2 separate regions of the Homo sapiens genome follow, and region 2 is linked to region 1. A link is a loop called in an ENCODE intact Hi-C map of the cell type or tissue named here. Cell type or tissue: breast epithelium. All regions are shown on one strand. Each heading gives the region's core, and the rest is flanking DNA. Links, peaks and the distances in the headings are about the cores only. Region 1 has its middle 140 kb from the start of TLE3. Region 2 holds the start of LOC105370878 (a long non-coding RNA gene).

Evidence for each region. Hi-C counts contacts between places; a loop is a spot of excess contacts. Peaks named below come from ENCODE experiments on the same cell type or tissue, not always from the same donor. Only the 100,000 strongest peaks of a DNase experiment are listed, where the experiment ranks them.
Region 2: a loop joins it to region 1, with 18 times the contacts of the local background. A loop is called at or near these places in 3 of 110 quality-filtered maps.

What each region holds. Positions count from the first base shown.
Region 1 is chr15:70,228,903-70,239,471 of GRCh38, forward strand. No RefSeq gene overlaps it. Among named protein-coding and RNA genes, the nearest start is that of TLE3, 140 kb to the left of the region's middle. In breast epithelium, for the core only: no CTCF peak of the experiment used is centred there; no DNase peak of the experiment used is centred there.
Region 2 is chr15:70,294,488-70,305,056 of GRCh38, forward strand. LOC105370878 (a long non-coding RNA gene) reads right to left here and starts at 3,399. Exons shown (of 2, transcript XR_932424.3): 1 at 3,311-3,399; 2 at 1,575-1,836. RefSeq lists enhancers at 5,972-6,101, 6,322-6,391, 6,412-6,511, 6,707-7,208. In breast epithelium, for the core only: no CTCF peak of the experiment used is centred there; no DNase peak of the experiment used is centred there.

The DNA.
Region 1 (10,569 bases), core at 1,636-9,635:
GTTCATTACACTGACTTCTTACAGGAGAGTGATTCTGAATTGTGCATCTATAAATTCCCACAGTCCAACACAGGGACCAGTGCCCAGTAGGCCCTCGGGAAATACATATGAAATAAATACATTCATGTGTTAGTGGTAGAGTCATTTGGCCTTCACCTGTGAATGTAGCACCCAGCCCCATGCCCTTCCTAGGCTCTGGGATCTATATGAAACCAGGGTAGGTTGGAGTTCAGCAGCCACCACCCTACCCTCTGGAATGTGGCCTTGTCTGGGCAATTTTAATAATTAGATCCATATATGTTTTTCCTGGGCCTCTCTAGTTACCTGTCTTTTACTTGCGGCTCACCAAGCTCTGCAGGAGTCTGACCAGTTCCTGTGTATACATTCATTCATTAAGTCATTCATTCACTCTGTAGTCATCTACCCATCTAATCCCATCCATTCATCTAAACTCATCCATCCATCCATCCAACCGTCCATCCATCCATCCATTCATCCAAGCTCTCCTGAAGCTGGCTGTGCACCAGGCCCTGCCCTCAGTAACAGTCTAGTGGGGAATATGGATATAATAAGGAGTCAATCATCAAACAGTGTGACCTGTGCCTAGAGGGGGAAATGTATAGGGTACTATGGAAACATAGGAGGGACACCTTCCTTAACCTCAGTGATCACAAGGCCCCTGAGCTATGATCTGCCAGGTGAGTGATGAAGACAGTTCAGGAATGGGGTAGATTGTTCCTGGCAGAGAGAGCAGCAGATACGATGCCAGAGAAGAATGAGTGCATGGAAAGTTCAAAGGAAGAAAGAAAACTCAACCTGATAGGATCTCTTGTTGTCAGGGGAGTGAGAGTTGAGGCTGGAAGGGCTGGCCGGAGCCAGATCATAGAGCGCTTTGTCCCTCAATACATGTAAAGGAGAAGAATCAGGATCTGAGAGCAGTGGGGGACCCTATAAGGAGAATGTCATGATCAGATTTGCATCTTTCAGAGGGTCACTCTGGGAAGAAGAGATTAAAAGAAAGGAGACCAACAGTAGGACTGGGATTGGGAAGGTGGAGGAACCATTTGAGGGAATTTCAGTTGCCCAAGTGACACTGATGGAGACAAGGGTTGCTGTGGTTGCCAGGAGAAAGAGAAAGTGGGTTCCTGCTAGAGGAAAGAAATATTTATAAATGAATGGGATTTTGTGATTGATTGTTGGAGGCAGGTAGAAGGAGAAGTCAAGGATGAGTGCCTGTTTCTGGCCTGTGCAATGGGGCAGATGGAGGTGGCACTGACCGAGACAATGAGAGAGAGCAGGTGGGCAGGGGGGATAGAGCCTGGAGTGGAGAGAGACACTGTGCTCAGTTTTTGATAGGGTGAGGTGGAGATGCCTGTGGAGCTTTCCAATGGGGTTTTTCAGAAGATAATTGAATATCTGGATCTGAAGCCCCAGAAAGAGACAAAGACTGGGAACAAAGGTGTAATGCTCACTGGACCAGGAATGGCCACTGACTTTTTGGGGTAGGTGGGAAGGCCTAGGAAGTCTGAGTCTTCCTCCCACAGCTTCCTCCTTCTCTCCAGAACCCACTGGGCCTCGGTTACATGGATCAAGCCTGGATGTGTTTCTCTATGCAGCTACCATGGGATAGACTCTCCTTCTAGAGGGTTCTTTCCCTTGGAGGAAGGAAAATTGTCCTTCCGAGCATGGCTGCTCACCAGAGAAAGGAGAGAATGAACACACATCTGAAATCAGAACCTCAGGGGTCGAGTCTCCTGCCACTGCTTTTAATTACTATGTGTGCATTGTAAAAGAGATATGCAACCCAGAACAAACACAAGATAAATATGATAGACTGTTCACCCACATCCTGCCAATATTAGCCCCTCTCTACCCTATTCCCTAGTGACAATAATTATTGTAATTCCAGATTACACACACACACACACACACACACACACACACACTACGTACTACTCAACAATGGACTTTTTTGTTTTAAAAATATTCTAGACATATTTCAACATCAAAATATGTATAGTTATATTACCATTTCTCTCTCATTTTTATTATAAGAATCATACAAGTTTATGACAGAAAATGTGAAAATTAAGAAAAATACAAAAAAAGATCATAATCTGCCAGTAGCCTGAAATCTCATTATCCAGAGGTGATGACTAATATTCAGAAAAAATATATAAAATTTACTTTTACTGGGTAATAATAGAAGAAAAACTCTAAAGTTAGAGACAAAGAATTAGAGAACTTCAAGCAAATTTTTCTTCAACATAGGAGATATTGGTCTTTACATAATTTTTCTTTCCTTAATTTGAAAAGAATTGAAAGTTGAAGTTGTGGTGTTTTATTTTAACTATATACTTCTAAGAGGTTTTTAGTTTAGGTAGAACTTAGTCATTTCTCTTTCAAAAATCAAAAGATGCAACTTACCCCTAAACAAATAGATGAATTTATCTACATATACATTTTAATTAAAAATAATATAAAGAGGTAAGCCCATTGTTAGGATAATTTGTCAAGAGAAATTACTGAAGTACTCAATCACTTTCAAAAAGAACAAACATATCATGGGGAAATAATTATCACTTTTTCCTGATACAGATCCAAACAGATGATGTGTGAATTTAAAGCATTCATGGATTATCTTCTTCTTACATTACCTGACCAATGGCAGGTTGCTTCTGTGAGTTCAGAAAGCATGACTTCCTACACTTCATTGGTGGCTCAGACTCTTGCCACAAGTTAGTCCTCATTATATCTGTACCATGAGTTTCACATACAGTTCTTTGTTTTTCCCAGAGTTCGCAATTGCCTTTGTTTTTCTTGTTTCTGAGAAGTGTCTCATACCTTGCTTTTCTTGTTTCTTAGAAGTGTCTTATACCAGCATGTCAGCTTCTTACTCATAGGATATGGTTAATGCTTTTTTCTTCTTTAGGTTATTTTTTATGAGCCCTCTGATTTCTTGTTCTAATTGCTTATTAGGTCAGCTGCACAACTGTCCTACTAGTATTCCTTTCCATTGTTCTTCTGGGTTAATTCTATAATTTTTGAATCTATTGTCTCCCTCTTTCTTGAATTCAGTTTTCATTTTGCCAGAGTATATCTTCAAGGAATTTTTCAGAAAATGTGCATAACAGGGGTGGTGGTGCACCAAATAAATCCAAATCCTTGAACCTCTAAATGTGTCTTTACTATGCCTTCACACTTGTATAAGAGATTCCAAATGATTTCCCTTCAGAATTTGTAGACATTGCTCTGTTACCTTCTAGCAAGCCCATTGCATATGAAAAATCAAATGCTACTTTGATTGTTGTTTCTTTTTAGGTATCCTAAATATTTTCCTTAAGAAGTTTTAAGACTTCCATCTGATTGTTAGAGTTCTGAAACTTTCCCAATTTTTTGAGAAGTGTGTGTCTTTTTCATTACATCTGCTCTATACTTGGTGAAAATAGCAGATGGCTACGGCTTTGTTTTTTTGGTCCGGCCTGCTTCCCTTTTCCTTGAAAACTGCCAATAACTCACCCACTTCACATGATTTTGGAGGTGCTGTTAATGAAGGGTCCCTCTTTCCCTGCCCCAGAGTGGCCATCAGAACATTCCGTCTTTCCAGCCAAGAGATCAATTCAGGGCTGGACATGCAACCAAGCCAGGCCAATCAGTGTATGTTTTACAGACTGATCTGGATGCTGGAAGAGAGGGGATTTTGCTCTTTTCTCTGGGTTTGGTACAAGGATAAAATAAGACTGGAATTTATAGAGGCCTTCTTGGTCACTATACATAGAGAACTTGCCTGGGAATGAACCCAACACATAGGAAAGCAGAGGGGAGGGGTGGAGAGTGAGACAGAAAGGGAGAGAGAGAATGAATAAATAATTTTCAACATTCAAACTTCTAGATGCAGGCAAGACTAAAGCCAGATTAGCTAATGTATTCACTTTTTTTCTTTCAGCTCTTTGAATTGGGTTTCCTTCAAATGTAACCCAAAAAATCTTGATAATATAGTGATCCCTTTTAACCTCCAAATTCATATCTTTTATCAGCTTAAGAAAATTTTCTTTTGTTATTTGACAATTCCTTCTTTTCTATTACTTCAGTTCTCTCTTTCTAAAATTCCTATTAGTTGAGTATTGGCCTTCTCGTTGTAGCCTCCATGTTTTTTTTTTTTAATCTTTCCTCATTTAAAAAGTCATATTGACATTTTAGTCTATATTCTGAGATACTTCCTAAACTTTATTGTCTTTATATAATTTCTCTGATTTGGTTTCTTATTCTTCCCTTCCATTCCAGCCCTTTTTTTTTTTAATTTCAGCCAATATACTTTTAATTTCTAAGAACTTTTACATGCTCTGCTTGTTTTCTTTTTTCCATAGTGTGCTGCTTTTGTTTTATGGATGCAATATCCTCCCAATAAATTAACATCCATTTTCTTCTGTTTGCTGCATCATCTCTGTTTTTCCTCTGGGTTCCTTTGTTCACATTAGTCCTTCTCTTTTATGTGGTTTGTTTTCCTAACAACTTGGAAATCCTCAGAAAGCCATTAGAATGTTTGAATAAATAGTGAGGTTGTTAACTAACCCGGCTGGGGTAAATTGTTCCCTCTGCCGCTTGCACAGGTCTGCTTGGAAAATAGGCCTCTCTCCTGAACAGGACAGGGGCCCTGGAGGTGTCTGAGTGAGGATTGCTAATAGGGAACAGAAATGCAAGCTCATGAGCCACAACCATTGCTGAAGTAAGGAAGGCATTCCTTTCTAAGTGTGGAGAGCATTAGTGTACATGAGTTTTGACATACAATATATCCCAAATCCTTAAAATATTCAAAACTGCATATTAAAAATAATAGGACTAATGAGAAAAATAGAATTAGAAATAAACTACCCAAATTTCTTGCAACATTATAATCAGACCATTAACAAAAATAATAATCCTAACAAAACAAAAGGCTCATATTTTAAGAACACATTTTTAACTTTCTAATAAGTAAAAAATACTACAGTAAATATAAGGCTTTACTTTTATTTTTTTTGAGACAAAGTGTCACTCTGCCACCCAGGCTGGAGTGCAATGGCATGATCTCGGCTTACTGCAACCTCAACCTCCTGGGTTCAAGCGATTCTCCTGCCTCAGCCTCCTGAGTAGCTGGGATTACAGGTGTGTGCCACCAAGCCTGGCTGAATTTTGTATTTTTAGTAGAGACGGGGTTTCACCATGTTGGCCAGGCTGGTCTTGAACTCTTGACTCAGATGATCCACCCGCTTCGGCCTCCCAAAGTGCTGGGATTACAGGCGTGAGCCACCTCACTCGGCCAGGCTTTACTTTAAAAAAAAAAAAAAAAGTGAAAGTAGCTTCATAGAAGGAGGTATGAGATAGGGTTTAGGCTTCTGAGTTATGAAAATGAGGACAAAATGCATCAAGAATGGGGATAACTATTTAACAGGCCTTTCCAAGACAACACAAGTGACCATGAGGAGGAGTGTAGGTGTGTGCGGGTTGCTTCTGGCACCACATCTCTGGGTTCAGCTTTCTTTGCATTCAGCTGCTGTTACTGACATCGTGCTCCTATGCATCAATTGTGTATGAGTAATGCAGATCATAGAAACACACACTGTAGTCAAACAGACCAAGTTTATTCCTCTGTGGAGTTCCTTTCCTTTATCTTTTTTCTCTGAGTCTGCTAAGGAGGTCAGGAAGGGTTAGTCGACAGAAATGCCTGCAGAACCCTCATTTGATTTTGAGAGTTGTTCTCGTGACTCTTCCCTGAGGGTGAATGCCAAAGCCAGCTGTTCCGTCTATTCAAGAAAGCTCTGGGACAACCAGGAAAGCTCTTCTTCAAGTAGTTTGGGGTTGCCCCATAGCCTGCCTGCTTTTACTGGAGTTTCCCGGAGTCTGCTGAGATAAAGGGCTGTGGCTTCAGCCACATGCCTCGTGCGGTTCTACGCTGACTTGTCACTTCCTTGCTCTGGCTTCTCAGTCAGCTGGATTTCATTGGCCTACCACCTTTCAGAAATTCCTCAACGTTTCTGGTGCACGGATAACATCCTTTTTTAATTTCCTAATAGGGATTTATTCATTCTCTTATGTCTTTTCTGACACTTTTTCAAATACGATTTTGGCATAGAGAGAAGCTAAATTTCGTGTACTCAATCTGCATCTCTAATTGGAAATTCTCTGCACTGCTTTTTTTCCCTTTGAATCTGGATAAGTCTTTTCATCATCTTGATCCTTGGCTTATCATCTGGAAAATGGGAAGATAGTAAGACCACTTCTGCCTACCTCATAGTGTTTGGGGAAGGATGGAAGAATTTGGGAATCATCTGTGAATGTAAAGAGTGGCATAAATTTAAGTTGCTATTAGATTGTGGAGGAGAACCCCCTAACTGACAGATGAGAAAATGAAGCCAAAAGATTGGAAGCAATTTTTGCCCAAAGTTACTCAGAAACCTCCAGCCTCTTGGTGCCCACGTCTTGATCTCCCCAGGCCCTGTTACTCCTCAGCCTGCAGACAGCCAGGGCTGCAGTGCTGGAGGAAGAGCAACTGAGAATTCGGAAGAGGCAAAGATGGCATAAATAATTCAGTGATTGCCAACCACGGGCCATTAAATTTTCCATGATCTGTTTTATTGTATCCTCTATGCAGCGTTAGTCACTCCAGTTCAGATGCAAACCAGGCAGTTTACTCTGGCTACAGGAGCTGGCCACTGCTCCATCTCGGGACCCATGACCATAAAAGCACTGGCTTTGGGCCTGGCTGGGCCTCCTTCCTAAAAGGTGGCCAAATAGAGGTTCACATCACAGCAGGTGTGAGTGTCAAGCCTCCCTGTTTCTGTTCCTATTCATCACTAAGCCACTGATAGAATGGTGATGATCACCACTCAAGCACAGGATATAGTTGCAAACACATCAACTTTAAACTTTGCTGCTGTCTCTACAATCAGCAAAAATATAGTGTGTTGGGCAGGGATGAGGGGTTTCAGGGATTATGTTCCACATAAACATTAACAGTTACCATCATTTTGACACCCTATTTTGCCTTTTTTTAAAAAATATTTCATCATATACTGGGAGCCTCAAAATCTGACAATGGCCCAGATCTCACATAACTCCTGGGAAACTAAGGATCTTGAGCTCCAGGGTCAGGCTATTTAGAATCCTAAAGGTGATGAGGGCATCTTTGCAGATAAAGAAATGGAGGCTTGGAGAAGGAGCTGGCCATGCTCAAAGACACAGCCAGCTAGTGGCAGGGAGGCCCCAGGACCAGGTCTCAGGAATCCCAGTCCAGAGGCCTCCCCAGGGCCCCGGTCTTGGGAGGGAGAATTTCCCCCAGCTCTGGGCCATCATCTGAGCTACTCAGGGTCACTGTGGTTTGTCAGGTTTGCAATTAGAATTGGACACTTTCTTCACTGCTCTGAGGGCCACATAGCTTCCTGAAATCACACTTCCCCAAGTGTGCCCCCCAACACCCCGGCATCACATCAGAGTGCAAAAGGGAAGAACTGGGTGCTGCAGGCCAGGTTCACCCCAACGTCTGTGGCTCAGGAGGCTTGGCCACTGAGCGTGACCACATCTCCCCCATTCTACATGCTGACTTGATACCTGGGTTAGGAGAGTGTCTGAGGCCAGACAAAGGCAAGAAGAGTCGTTGAATCACTTAAGAATACAGGATGTGTAGTCAGATGGCCTGGCTCCAAATTCCAGACTTATTGCCTATCAGTCATGTGCATAAAAGAAATCTCATCCCCTCCTCAATCCTCAATTTTCTCACACATGAAGTGGGGAGGCCAAATCTGCATCCAAGGGGTTTTTATGAAGTTCTGAGGTAATGATAGTTGTGACTTGCCAAAGTCCTTTTGACACCTCTAGCAGTTAACCATTGCTACATAACAAAACACCTTAAAACTTGGCAGCTTAAAATGACAACTATTACTGCTCAAGACTCCATTGTGGTTCCTGAGGACTCATCTCATCCTGTGATTCATTGATCTAGGATGAGCCTCCTCACATGTGTGAGGCCTGCTGATTATAAACTGGCTTGGGATGTGAAGCCTCAGCTCTCTCACCCTCCAGCAGGCTAACTCAGACTTGTTCACTCAGCAGCTGCAGGGTTCTGCAAGAGAACATGAATGTACACAGGCTTTTTAAGGGTTGAACTTGGAAGCGGCACACTGCCACTTCTGCCACATCCTGTTGGCCAAAGCGACTCTACTTTCTTGATGGAAGGAGATGCAATGTCTCATTGCAAAGGACATGTTTACAGGGAGGACTGAAGGATTGTGGTCATTTTTGCAAAGACAGTGCTGAGTATGCCTTTCAAGATAGGAAAAATAGCTTGTCCAAAGCCACACAGTTGGTGGATGGTAGAGTTGCCATGAGAAAGCAGGACTTTTAATGTCAAGTACCATATGTTAAAACCAGCCTCAACGCCATTTCTACTATTGAATTTACTCTGGGGAAAATCTAGTAGATAGTGATTTGGGGTGTTCACATTTGTGTTCCTCTTTATTCATTTTATAATCTCAGAAGGTAAAGGAGAGCCAAGGATTTGATTTCCTGGCTCTCCCTTCTGGAAGGAACCCCTGAGGAAGAAGGAACAGGTCTTGGGGTGAGACTGAGATTCAGATTCCATAGCTTGAAGAACTTCACTTATGCAACTTTATCTTTTCCTTTTAGGGTGGTGGCACTGGTGGCAGTGGTTGGGGATGGGTTATACCTTATGCATCATAATCAAAGAAGAGGTTAGTGTGTGTATGTGATTGTGTGTGTGCATGCATACATGTGCTGAGTAGAGGAGAAAAGGATGAACACAGGATCCCCAGTCCTGCTGCTTCAGGTTGGAAATCCATCATCTGTTGTGATAGTTTCCTACTTGAGTTGCTTGTTATGAGTCTGCATTCCAAGTATGCTCCTGCCCACATGGCCAAAGTGCAAAACCAATCATATCACTCTCTGTTTAAAACCTCTTATTGTTCCTCAGTACCCTGGGGCTAAATCTACTGTTTTAACTCAGCAATCAAGGCCTATACTCTGAGTTCTAGTTCCTCATGGAGCCTATATCCCGGCTTCAGGATCCACCACTGTGTCCCCAGAATCTTTACACCCCTTTCTCATCTCCATTTCTTTACATAGCGTGTTCCCTCCTTCTCTACCTGGGGCCTCTCCCTCATCCTTCAGAGTTCAGCTTCAATGTCTTCACCTCATGAGGTTTCTCTCACCACCCTCAATGAGCTGGCTAAGTGAGGGTCTCTTCTCCCTCTCTCAAAGTGTCCCATGTCCTGCACATACCTTTAGTAAAGCTCCTGGCATGGTGTCTTGTGATTGTAGATTTACCTGTATGTCTCCCATGTAGACTGTGAGATCCTTGAGGTCTTGCACATAATAGACTGAGGATACATGTATGAGTGAATAAATGAATGTATGATAATCTTTCTGATACCTTCCTCCCTGGGTAAGTCCTGTTTCCAGAGCCAGAGAACTCACATCCCTTCAGGTGTAGGCATGAAACCCCAATATCACTCATCTTACTCCCCTGTCCCTGGAAGACTTGGGTTAGGAAGTGTGAGCCACGGAGAGGTGTCAGAGAGCAGGGGAATTGATATTCTGGCACCACATGGCAGAGGGGCCCAGTTCTTCAGCTGGCAGGGATGGGGGTGCCAGTGGCAGAGCCCCAGGCATTCATCCCAAGTGTTCTGGAGCTTTGTGGAGGCATATTCTTATGTGGAGGCTCCAAAATTGTAGCTGGAAATTTCTGACTTCCTGGCCCTTCCAGAAATTCTGTGAGCCAACCTCTGTTCATTTCTACTTAAACCAGCCAGTGTGGATTTTATTATTTGCAACCAAGAGCTCAACCAATTCAATGAAAGGGAGCAGGAAAGAGTTTAGTGGATTAGCCAAATCCTAGATCTGCCATTTACCTAGCTGTGTGACCTTGAGCAATTTACTTAACTTCTTTTTATCTAAATTTCCTCATGTAAAGTGGAAATTGACAATAATAACCATCTCTAGGGATTACTGAGAGGATGGAATGAGTACAGAAGTTATCTATTGCTGTGTAACAAAGCACTACAACACTTAGTGGCTTCAAACAAAAATGTATTATTATCTTTCATGGTTCTATAGACTGACCGAGCTTAGACCGGCAGTTCTTGCTTGTATGTCTCCCATGTGATTGTAGTCAGATAGCAGTGCAGGCTGCTGGGGCTGATGACCTGAGTGGCTACACATGGCCTCCCCATGAGGCTGGAGCTCTTCCCAGCCTGAAATCCTAGAGGGAGCACACTGAGACCAAGTGTTCCAAGAACCCCAAGCAGAAGCTGCAAGGCTTCTTGTGACTTAGCCTCAGAAATCCCAGAATGTCGCTTCCACTGCATTCTAGTGGTCCACTATCTGGTTAAGCAAGTCATTCAGGCCAGCCCTGATTTAAGAATGACACCTCACCTTTTGATGGAAGGTGTGTCAAACATTGCAGCCATCTTTAAACTACCAAAAGGAGATGCTGCATAGAAAGCACAGTATCTGACACGTGATACATATTCAATAACTGCTAGTTTTGGGGTTGTCTCCTGCCTGCATTTATTTGAC
Region 2 (10,569 bases), core at 1,035-9,034, 65 kb after region 1:
TCGTAGTAAGTGCCACAGAGGAAACATCTACTGTGCAAAGGAGCGTGCAATGGGAAGACCTTTCCTTGTCTAAAGAGTCAAAAGACATCCCAGGGAAAGCTTAGACTTAAGAGTGAGTTGCAGATGAGGTTGTTCAGCAGGCAGAGGAAACAGTAGTTGCAAAGGCCCTGGGGCGGGAAGGGTTGGTCTGCTCAAGTGATGCAAAGAAGGCTCCTGGGAGTGGTGGCTCTCAATTGTTTGTGGGCTTAAGAATATTGGTTAAAATGTACTTTCTTGAATCCTACCTCCAGAAATTCTGATTCCACAGGTCTAGGGTGCAGCCCAGGGATCTGCATTTTTAATAAGCATTCCAAGAAATTTAGAGAAAAATATTTCTTAGAGCCACATGTTGAGAAATATTAGGTTAAAGCCTAATGAGAATGGCACAAAATAAGGTGAGTCATTTAACTTCTCTAAGCAGCTCTTAGCTAAAGTATAACATAGGAGACAGGAGTTACAGGGTGGCAGGAAGATTGAAGGAGAGAAGCCACACACAGCATCTAGCATAGGGCCTAGCAGGCAGCGGGTGCTCAGCAAACCCCTGCACGTGTATTACTGCCCTTCCCAAGTCAAGCCTATGGAACCCTCGAGGTGTGAAGAAATGAGCACAAGGCCAGGAGTCAGGCAGCCCATGTTCTAGCCTCAGCCAGGGGCCACTGACTTGCCACCCCACCTTGGGCAAGACCCTTTCCCTCACTGGGCCAGTTTCCCCACTGTAAAGGGAGAGAATGTGATTAGGTGACTCCTACCCCTTACCTATCCATCCTCCCATCTTGAATTCTCATGCCTTGCCACCCAGGGCTCCCTCACCAAATTCAGTAGTCCTCAGCCAGGCTGCCCATTAGAGCCACCAAGAGGGCTTTTTCAAACGCCAGTGAAATCAGGAACTCTTGGGGGTGGATCCCAGTGTTGGTAACTGTTTTAGCTACCCAGGCAAATCTAATAAGAACCAGCACTCTCATTTCTCAAGTATCCCTCTTGTCCATAAGAGTAAAAAGGGGCTCGGAGGAAACATCCTGCTCCTCAATTCTGACCTGAAATCTCAGGAAGAATCCAAGCCAGTAGAGCCTTAAGCTCCATCCAACACGACACCCCCACACAACACTGTTTCTTCACAGACAGGGTCTTACTCTGTCACCCAGACTGGAATGCAATGGTGCAATCATAGCTCACTGCAACCTTGAACTCCTGGGCTCAAGCGATCCTCCCACCTCAGCCTCCATAGTAGCTAGGTTCATGCCACTATGCCCAGCTAGTTAATTTATTTTTATTTTTATTTTTTGTAGAGACAGGGTCTCTCTATGTTACCCAGGCTGGTCTGTGACTCCTGGCCTCAAGTGTTCTTCCTGCCTCAGCCTCATGAAATGTTGGGATTACGGGCGTAAGCCACCATGCCAGGCCTAAACTCTGTTTTTTAATATCGTTTTAAATATAAATTTAAAAAACATTGTTAAAGTAAAAATCCATATTTAAACAAAATCAAACAATAAAAAGTGGCTTCTCACTCACCCCTGCCATCTCTGAAGGCCACTATATTTGGATTAATCAACTTTATTGAGGAATCATTTATATACCATAAAATGTACACATTTAAATTATAGAGTTGGGTGAGTTTTGACAAATGTCTGCTGCTGTGCTCCCACCCCCGGTGAGACATCACTGTTCACAGTTTTTGTTTTTCTTCCTTTGGTGGTTTTTTCTCCTCTGGTGTTTTTTCCATGTCATGTGTTAATACTGATGTTTTTCATTTATCAACTTTAGATCAGGTAGCAGATAATTAATCCTTCAACCAGGAAACTGTTGAAAGTGAAAAGAGACAGAACTAATAATCACAGGACAACAGTATAAAATAAGCCTGTCCTGGGCAACTCAGGGTGTGCAGTCAACCTCACATCATCCATTTATGACCAGCCACGGTGGAGAAGGACTTAATTCATACGCCCCATCTCTAGCTCCCTTCCTCTGCCCAATGTGTGCTACTTTTGTACCTATTTTAATGTCTCTATTGTTTAACTTTGCATATGTAAATAATATTTCTGGGCCTCTATTTCTGGAGCCATTCGGTAAGATAAGAATATTAGTATTCCTATTTTCCCCCCATCTTTGTCCACCTCTATCTCCCAATTTCTTATTTCTTTCATCTTTGTCTTCTATTTTGTCCTTATTATTAAGCCTTTCCTATTTTGTCTATGAAAATGAGGCTCAGTGTTTATGTTGTTGATTATGTGACTTTGTTCCCCAAGGAGTGTATTGTGAGTGATCATAGTTCCTTCTCTATGGTTACAATATCATTACTCCTGTGCCTCTAATAATCAAATGCTTCCAGCATCAACAGTAAGAGAATTGTCCTTTCTTACTCTCTACCAAGTCTTCCAAATCACGTCAAATTTTAGTTTGCTTTATATTTGAACCATTAACTTCTTTTTTTTGAGAGAGAGAGAGAGAGAGGTTCTCATTCTGTTGCCCAGGTTGGAGTGCAGTGGCACAATCACGGCTCACTGCAGCCTTTATCTCCGGGGCTCAAGCAATCCTCCCACCCCAGTCTCTGTAGCTGAGACTACAGGCGTGTGTCACCACTACCAGCTAATTTTTGTATCTTTTTAGAAACGGGGTTTCACCATGTTGCCCAGGCTGCATTAACTTCTTATCAAAGGTTTTTTTCTTCCTCCTTCTCTTTTGGTGTTTCTGATTATTTCATTTGCTTTGGAAAGAAGCACAGGCCTCTTCACCATATTCCTAATATCTTCCAGCCTCTTTTTGTATATTTCTCAGAATCTATTCCTCTCTTCTTTCCTGACATTCTACTGGGTCCCTGATTCTCTATTCTTGTTTGTTCAAAGGGTTTCCTGGACCTGCTGCACACAGGTCATTCTGGAATTCCTTTACATTATTAGATCCTTGAGTTAATTCTACCAGTTTTTATCCTGTAACATTCTTCCTCATGGTTTCTAAGCTGAAATATACATTCAATAACTTCTCAGAAAGGAAGCATGAGAAGTAAATTTCTGAGTCCTGGAATGGCTGAATATAACTTTTTTTTTTTTCCTTTACCCTTGACTGATAGTTTGGCTGTCTGTAGAATTCTAGGTTCAAAGCCATTTAGACTTAGCACTTAGAGATGGAATATAGTGATGAGGTTAAAATCCGATCTCTGGCATGAGGCTGCCAGGGTTTAAATTTTAACTTTACATTTCCTAGAACCCAGCAAGTCACTTAATCTCTCTGTGCCTCGGTTTTCTCATAAATAAGCTAAGATAAAAATAGTACCTACCTCATGGAGTTGTGATGAGGATTAACCAGTTTACATATGTAAAATGCTTAGAACAGTGCCTGCACATCGTGGGCGTCATGTTAAGTGTTGGCTATTATTCTCTGGGCCTCTATCGTTGCTATAGAGTATTATGATGTCACCCTTATTCCGGTTTATTTGTCAGAGTCAATGTTCTGGTTTTTGTGAGCTGATGTTCTAGTTTCCATAGAAATATCCAGGATCTGCTTTAATCTTTAATATTCTTAAATTGCTCAATTCTATATCTGCTTGATATTCTCTTAGCTCTTTCAATTTAAAGACTCGGTGTCCCTTTTTGGCTCTGGGGACTTTTAAAATGTAATTATTTCTGCAATAATTCCCTCCCCTCCATCTTCTTTCTTTTCTTGTTCTGGAACTCCTACTCTTAGTTGGATATTGGGCCTCCTGAATTGATCCTGTTTGAATATTTTTTTCCTCCCATACTTTATGCCATTGTCTCCATGTTCTGGGAGATTTTCTTAACTTTGCATTTCAAGCTTTCAATTGATTTTTTAAAATAATTTTTAGCAATAATCATTTCCAGGAGCTCCTTCTCATTTGCTGATTGCTTCTTTTCTGTGGCACTTTCTTTGGGCTTTTGGAGCATTGCTACTCCAGCCTTCCTGTCAGCTTGTGGGGACCCCAGAGATGTTTCTGCAGAATTCTTGGGCTTTTGGAAATAAGATTTGAAAATCTCTGACCTATGCATTTGATCAAAAAACTTTATGGGTTTATTGGGCCATTACCAAGATGAATGAGTTATAATCTATAATCTCAGCCCTCAACAAACTACTCTGATGCACAGACAAACATGGAAAGAAATAATGACAATAGGACAGGTGCACAAGAGGTCCTTCCAGAGGGAAAATAACCAACAGCCTGTTGGAGATCAAGAAAGAGAAAGCCCTTGAACTCTTCTTAAAGTAGTGTGCAGGAGAAGCTCATACGGGTTCATGAACGGACTGGTAAAATTTCAGGAATTTCGTGAGCTGGTTGTCAAACAGTTATTAAAAATTAACTTAGGCAAATTTACAATTAAATACATTATAACAAAAACAAAGCTAATGAATGCCAAAAATTCATCACTTCCTATTTATCCCATCTTTCAATTACCTATGCTGTTGAGGTTGTTTACATCTATTGTATATGTATGGCAGAAATACCATATGAAGGTGCGCTACTGAGCATCTCTGTTCAACACCTCCTGCAGTAACTCATGTTGGTGGCTTGAAATCAGCGATGGTGGGAATATTTACATCAAACAAATTGACAAATGCTACAAATCAGAGCCTGATTATTGTTTTGTTGATAGTCTAGAGTTAAGAAAATAATGGAGAAAATGTTAATGTAGATTATACTTAAAAGTATGTTGTGCTGGTAGCCTTTAATTGTAAATAGCATGAAAAAGAATTGAGGACATATTCTTCCAATATTCAAAAACTATTCTTTAATTCAGCAAATAAGTCACTTGTGTCATTGCCAAATGAATGAAATTCATGCCTCCATTGCTCCATTCCTATCAAACTTATTAATGTAAAAGAAAACAGCAAACATTCACACAGGAACTATACTTATTTGGTAATTGTAATAATAATTTAACTATAGATACAAAAGTTTAGGAAGTATCAACAAAAGCATCCTGTGAGAATCAATTTACTAGATAAAATTGATAATAAAAAATACGTATATTTTATTATTAGTTGTAAATTGTGTGCTACAATCCTTGATGGCAATAAACTTTATATTAACTTATGTGTGTATATATGTATACATATATTTGTTTCTGGAGAACCAGTTGATAACACTTACCAGCACACCACGGAGAATAGTGGAGCGTGCCCAGGCCTGTAATCAGACAAACCTGGGCTGGAGTTCCAGTGCGTTCATTTATAAGCTGTGTGACCTTGGGCAAGTTATTTTACCTTTCTAAGTCTCATCAATAAAATGAAACTGTGGATGCAATGTGCTAATATTGATTAAAAAATAGTATGTTGCAGAGGTTAAGAATTCATGCTCAGAGATTGGGCTGCCTCCATTTGAACCCTGGCTCCCCGCTTACTAATTGTGTCACACTGGCCCAGTTGCTGTTAGATGGTATATTAGTCAATGTTCTATCTGAGAAAGAGAGCCAGTAGTAGATGATATACATCAAGGAATTGGCTTATATAATCACGGGTTCTAGCAAATCTGGTCTGTAGGGCAGGCCATCGGGCTGGAAACTCTTGAGCAGAAGCTAATGCTATGGGTCACAGGTGGAGTTTCTTCCTCCTCAGGAAAACCTCAATTTTGCTCTTAAGGCCTTTCAACTGATTGGATCAGGCCCACCTAGATTACAGATGATAAACTCTTTTACTTAAAGTCAAGTAATTGTAGGTGTTAACCATGTCTACAAAATCCTTCACAGCAACGCCTAGATTAGTGTTTGACTGAGTAACTGTGGACTCTAGCCTGGCCACGTCAACACATAACACTAGCCTCACAGATAGGAATAGTGAAAGCAAACACTTTATGGGGTTCTTACAAGGATAGAATAGAGCAGTACTCAGAAACCACTCAGATAGCACCTGGCCCGAGTAAGTGCTCATTAAGCTACAAACCTCTGTTCTCGCTAGAACTAAAGCTTGCTTCCCAGGCAGCCACGGCACAAGGAAGGGCCAGGGACCCTGCATAGGAAGGTCTGGTTGGAGCCCCAGCACATCACTGACTGGCTGTGGAGATGGCTGCCTGAGGCCTTGCCCAGAGGAAGCTGAGAGAGAAGAGATGGAAGAGAGCCCACGGCTCTGGGACCCAGCAGAGCACATTCAGATGGAAACCAGCTATGACTGGGTGACACCTCTCAGGGCTCCTTGCGGGGCAGGACTGTCTGGCTTAGTGGTGAGAGACTCATGGCCGGAAGATGAAGTGGTTACAGGTGTCAGACAGGAGGGCTTGCCGACGGCGGGTGGCTGTGGTGCATGTTTCATTAGCTGCTGACTGAGGATTTCTGTTGCTTTCATTTGCTGCCTCAGCCAGTAGCTAGGTTTAAAATAAACTTCAGGAGATCAAACTCAAATCCCCAAACCAGCATCCCTAGGCCCCAGGCAGGCCTCTGGCACAACCATACAATCTGCAGAGTTTATCTCAGGCAGCTCCAATAGATGTCACCTTAAATGTCCCACTCCCCTCCCTTTGAGCCCTCTCCTCCAGCTCTGAGACCTCTGGCTCTTCCTTAGATTCCCTCCTCAAGTCTCTGTCCCAGCAAGCCCCATTCCCTCTGGGGCCTGCTCCCAGCTGCTAGCCTTCCTTACACCTGCTCAGCCTCTCACAGCAGAGCTGCGCAGACCTAAGAGGGCAATAGACAGAATTGACTGCTCTTGGTTCATGGCTTAAGGTGTCACCACTCCCAAGAAGATCTGGGGGCCCAGGAGAGAAGCCTGCCAGAAGAAGGGAGTCATATCGCTCAGTGGGGGGATGCCTGACCCCTGAGCCTCTGTGCAAGGCAAGACTCGAGCACAAAACACACTTGCACACAAGTGTCAGTCTCCTAGGAACTACCAGAGCTGGGAAGAGCCCAGAGCCATCTTGCCTCACTCTTGTCATTTTCACAGATGAGGAAAGCAAAGCTCAGGGAAGCGAAATGACCTGCCCTCCCTCTCACAGCTAGGAAGCCACTGGGTAACTGAGCCCACATCCAATTTCCTGGGGCGTGGACCTCGCCCTGCCACAGTCAGCAAATGAGCAGGGGCAGCTTCCCAAGGCAGGGAACCACCAAGAATTCCAAGCAGGCCACACAAATCTCTGATTCCTGCCTTCCCTGGGCAGCCCCACCCTGGCCCTGACCTGGTGGCCTTGGCAGCCTCCTGGCCAACCCTGCTTTCTAACTCGGAGCTGAACAGGCTGGGCCTCCAATCACTCCAGACGCATGAGGACTGAGCAGTTTTACTCTGGTTTGCCAGGGCATGGGGGAGTTGGAGCCAAGCTGTGCCCCTCCAGGGACAGATGGCCAACCTGGGAGGGCACTGCTGAGGCCAGTCAGATAAGTCCTGCCTATGGTAACCTCAGGCCTCACCTGCTTTTCACCTGGCTGCCTCACCAGCCCCACCACCCACTCACTGTGTCCTCTCCAATGGGACCTACCCTATACCCCAAGCCATGCTGTGGCTTTAAACATGCAGCCATGGCTCCCTTGGTCTGCAGCCTATTATTTCACTAACCCTCCAGCTTTCCTTTTCAGGTCACTAAATTCAGTGGTGCTGCCCCCATGCCAACTCCCACCTCTAGTTCCAATAGCACTTTATCTATTCTTCATAGTAGTTTTTGGTGTATTGTTTTAGTTTACACTTTCTGTTCTTTTAGACTGTGAGCTACTAGTCTCATATGGTTCTATTTATCATTGAATGCCAGAATCTAGCTGGGTGTTTCTGGTACCAGCTGTGCTCAAGATACTGTTTTGTGAGTAAGAAAAAGGATGGACAGAGGGTAGATGGATGTTGAATAAATGAATTGATGGATGATTGTTGGATAGCTGGATGCAAGGATAACAGAATGATGCAGAATAGATAGATGGGTGGATAGATGTTGGATCAAAGCATGGATGGATGGATGGATGGATGGATATAAAGATGAAAGTGCAGATGAGTAGATGGGTGGATATGAGATGAATGGGTAGATGAGTGGATGGATAGATAGATATGAGATGGATGGGTAGATGAGTGAATGGATGAATATGAGACGGATGGATAGATGAGTGGGTGAGTGACTATGAGATGGATGGGTAGATAAGTGGTTGGATAGATATGAGTGGTTGGAGAGTGGTTGGATAGATGAGGGGATGAGTGACTATGAGATGGATGGGCAGATGAATGGATGGATGGATGGATATGAGATGGAGGGGTAGATGAGTGGATGAGTGAATATGAGATGGATGGGTAGATGAGTGGGTGGGTGGATAGGAAGTGGATGGGTAGCTAAGTGGATGAATGGATGGATGGATATAAGATGAACGGGTAGATGAGTGGAGGGGTGAATATGAGATGGACAGATAGATGAGTGGGTTGGTGGATATGAAGTGGAGGGGTAGATAAGTGGATGAATGGATGAATGGATATAAGATGAATGGGTAGATGACCATGGATATGAGATGGATGGGCAGATGAATGGATGGGTAGATATGAAATGGATAGATAAATGTGTGAATGGGTGAATATGAAGTGGATGGGTAGATGAGTGGATGAACGGATGGATGGATCTAAGATGAATGGGTAGATGAGTGGGGGGTGAATATGAGATAGATAGGCAGATGAGTGGATGGGTGAATATGAGATGGATGGATAGATGAGTGGATGGGTGGATATGAAGTGGATGGGTAGATGAGTGGCTGAATGGATGGATGGATATAAGATGAATGGGTAGATGAGTGGAGTGGTGAACATGAGATGGGTGGGCAGATGAATGGATGGGTGGATATGAGATGGATAGATAAATGAGTGAATTGGTGGATATGAAGTGGTTGGGTAGATGAGTGGATGAGTGAATATGAGATGGATGGGTAGATGAGTGGATGGGTGGATATGAGATGGATGGATAAATGAGTGAATGGGTGGATATGAAGTGGATGGGTAGATGAGTGGATGAATGGATGGATGATAAAAGATGGATGAGTAGATGAGTGGAGCGGTGAATATGAAATGGACAGATAGATGAGTGGGTGGGTGGATATGAAGTGGAGGGGTAGATGAATGGATGAATGGATATAAGATGAGTGGGTAGATGAGTGGAGGGGTGAATATTAGATGGATGGGCAGATGAATGAATGGGTGGATATGGGATGGATGGATAGATGCATGAATGGGTGGATATGAAGTGGATGGGTAGATGAGTGGATGAATGGAAAGATGGATATAAGATGAATGAGTAGATGACTATAGGGTGAATATGAGATGAATGGGTAGATAAGTGAAGGGGTGAATATGAGATGGATAGGTAGATAAGTGGATAGGTGGATTAGTAAATGAGTAAGAGGACAACCAAAGTGAACTTCTACCTCTGTTGAGCTTCTGTTTTCCCTGCTCATTTGAAGGCCTAGAGTATGACTTTACCATATGACGTTTCCAGAGTACCTCCCCATTCCTCAGACCCTACTGAGCCACCTCTAAGAGAAGGCATAGCACAAAGTATTGGTACCACTTGATGAATGAGGAAGCTGAGATCTAGAGCTGTTAAGGCTTCTTTCTGTTCAAGGACACCCAGCTAGTGCAAAGCAGAGTGGAAATCAGACTGCTGGCTTCTCACCTCCACTCCACCGCAGGCCTCCATTGCCTGTCTCTGAGGACTGGACCTGGCCAAGTTGACCCCACACACCTGTCCCCACTGTGGCCCAGGCCCCCGTTTGGCGCCCAGTTGGCTGCATGTGCATCATGACTTGTGAGAGAGCGGTCAGCCCCACCTTTCCACACAGGCCCTGTCTGACTGGGTTCTTTGATTCCTCCAGGAAGGAAGTGTATTGAGAGAAAAATTAGGAGAGATTAGACCCCTCCTCCCATCCCCACTGGACCAAAGCTGGCCCTGTAAGTCCATGGCTGCACTGAGGAGGCAGGCGCGGACACCACTGCACCTTTCTTCTCTATCCCTTAACCTTGATGGCCATGTCCAGGCCTCACTGTGATCCTGCATGAGGGCAGCTCTAATGAGAAAGCCAATACAAAGCCATTTTGAATTACCCATTAGAGAAGTACAGTCTATTAACTTTTTTCTATTAATTTTAATATTTTAAACTTTATAAGAAATACTTTTAGATTTACATATTTTGCAAAAATATACAAAGAAATCCCCAAATGTTAGCATTTTACCACACTTGCTTAATAATTTCCTTTATAATTCTCTTTCTACATATATATGTATATGTGTGTATATGTCTACCTATACAAATATGTATATATACATATATGCATGTATACATATGTGTGTATTATTTTCCTGAAGCATTTTAAAGTAAATTGCAGAAGTCTTTTTGCCTCTAAATACTTCAACATGTTTTTATTTGAAAAAGGACATTCTCTTACATAATCACAGCACAATTGTCAAAGTCAAGAAATTAACATTGCTGCAATAGTAACTACCGACTTTATTCAGATTTTACCAACTGTCCCACTAATAACCTTTTTCTAATCTGGGATCCAACCTAGGATCACACTTGCATTTGGTTTCTGTGTCTCTTTAGTCCTCTTTAATTGGCAACAGTTTCTCAGCCCTCCTTTGTTTTT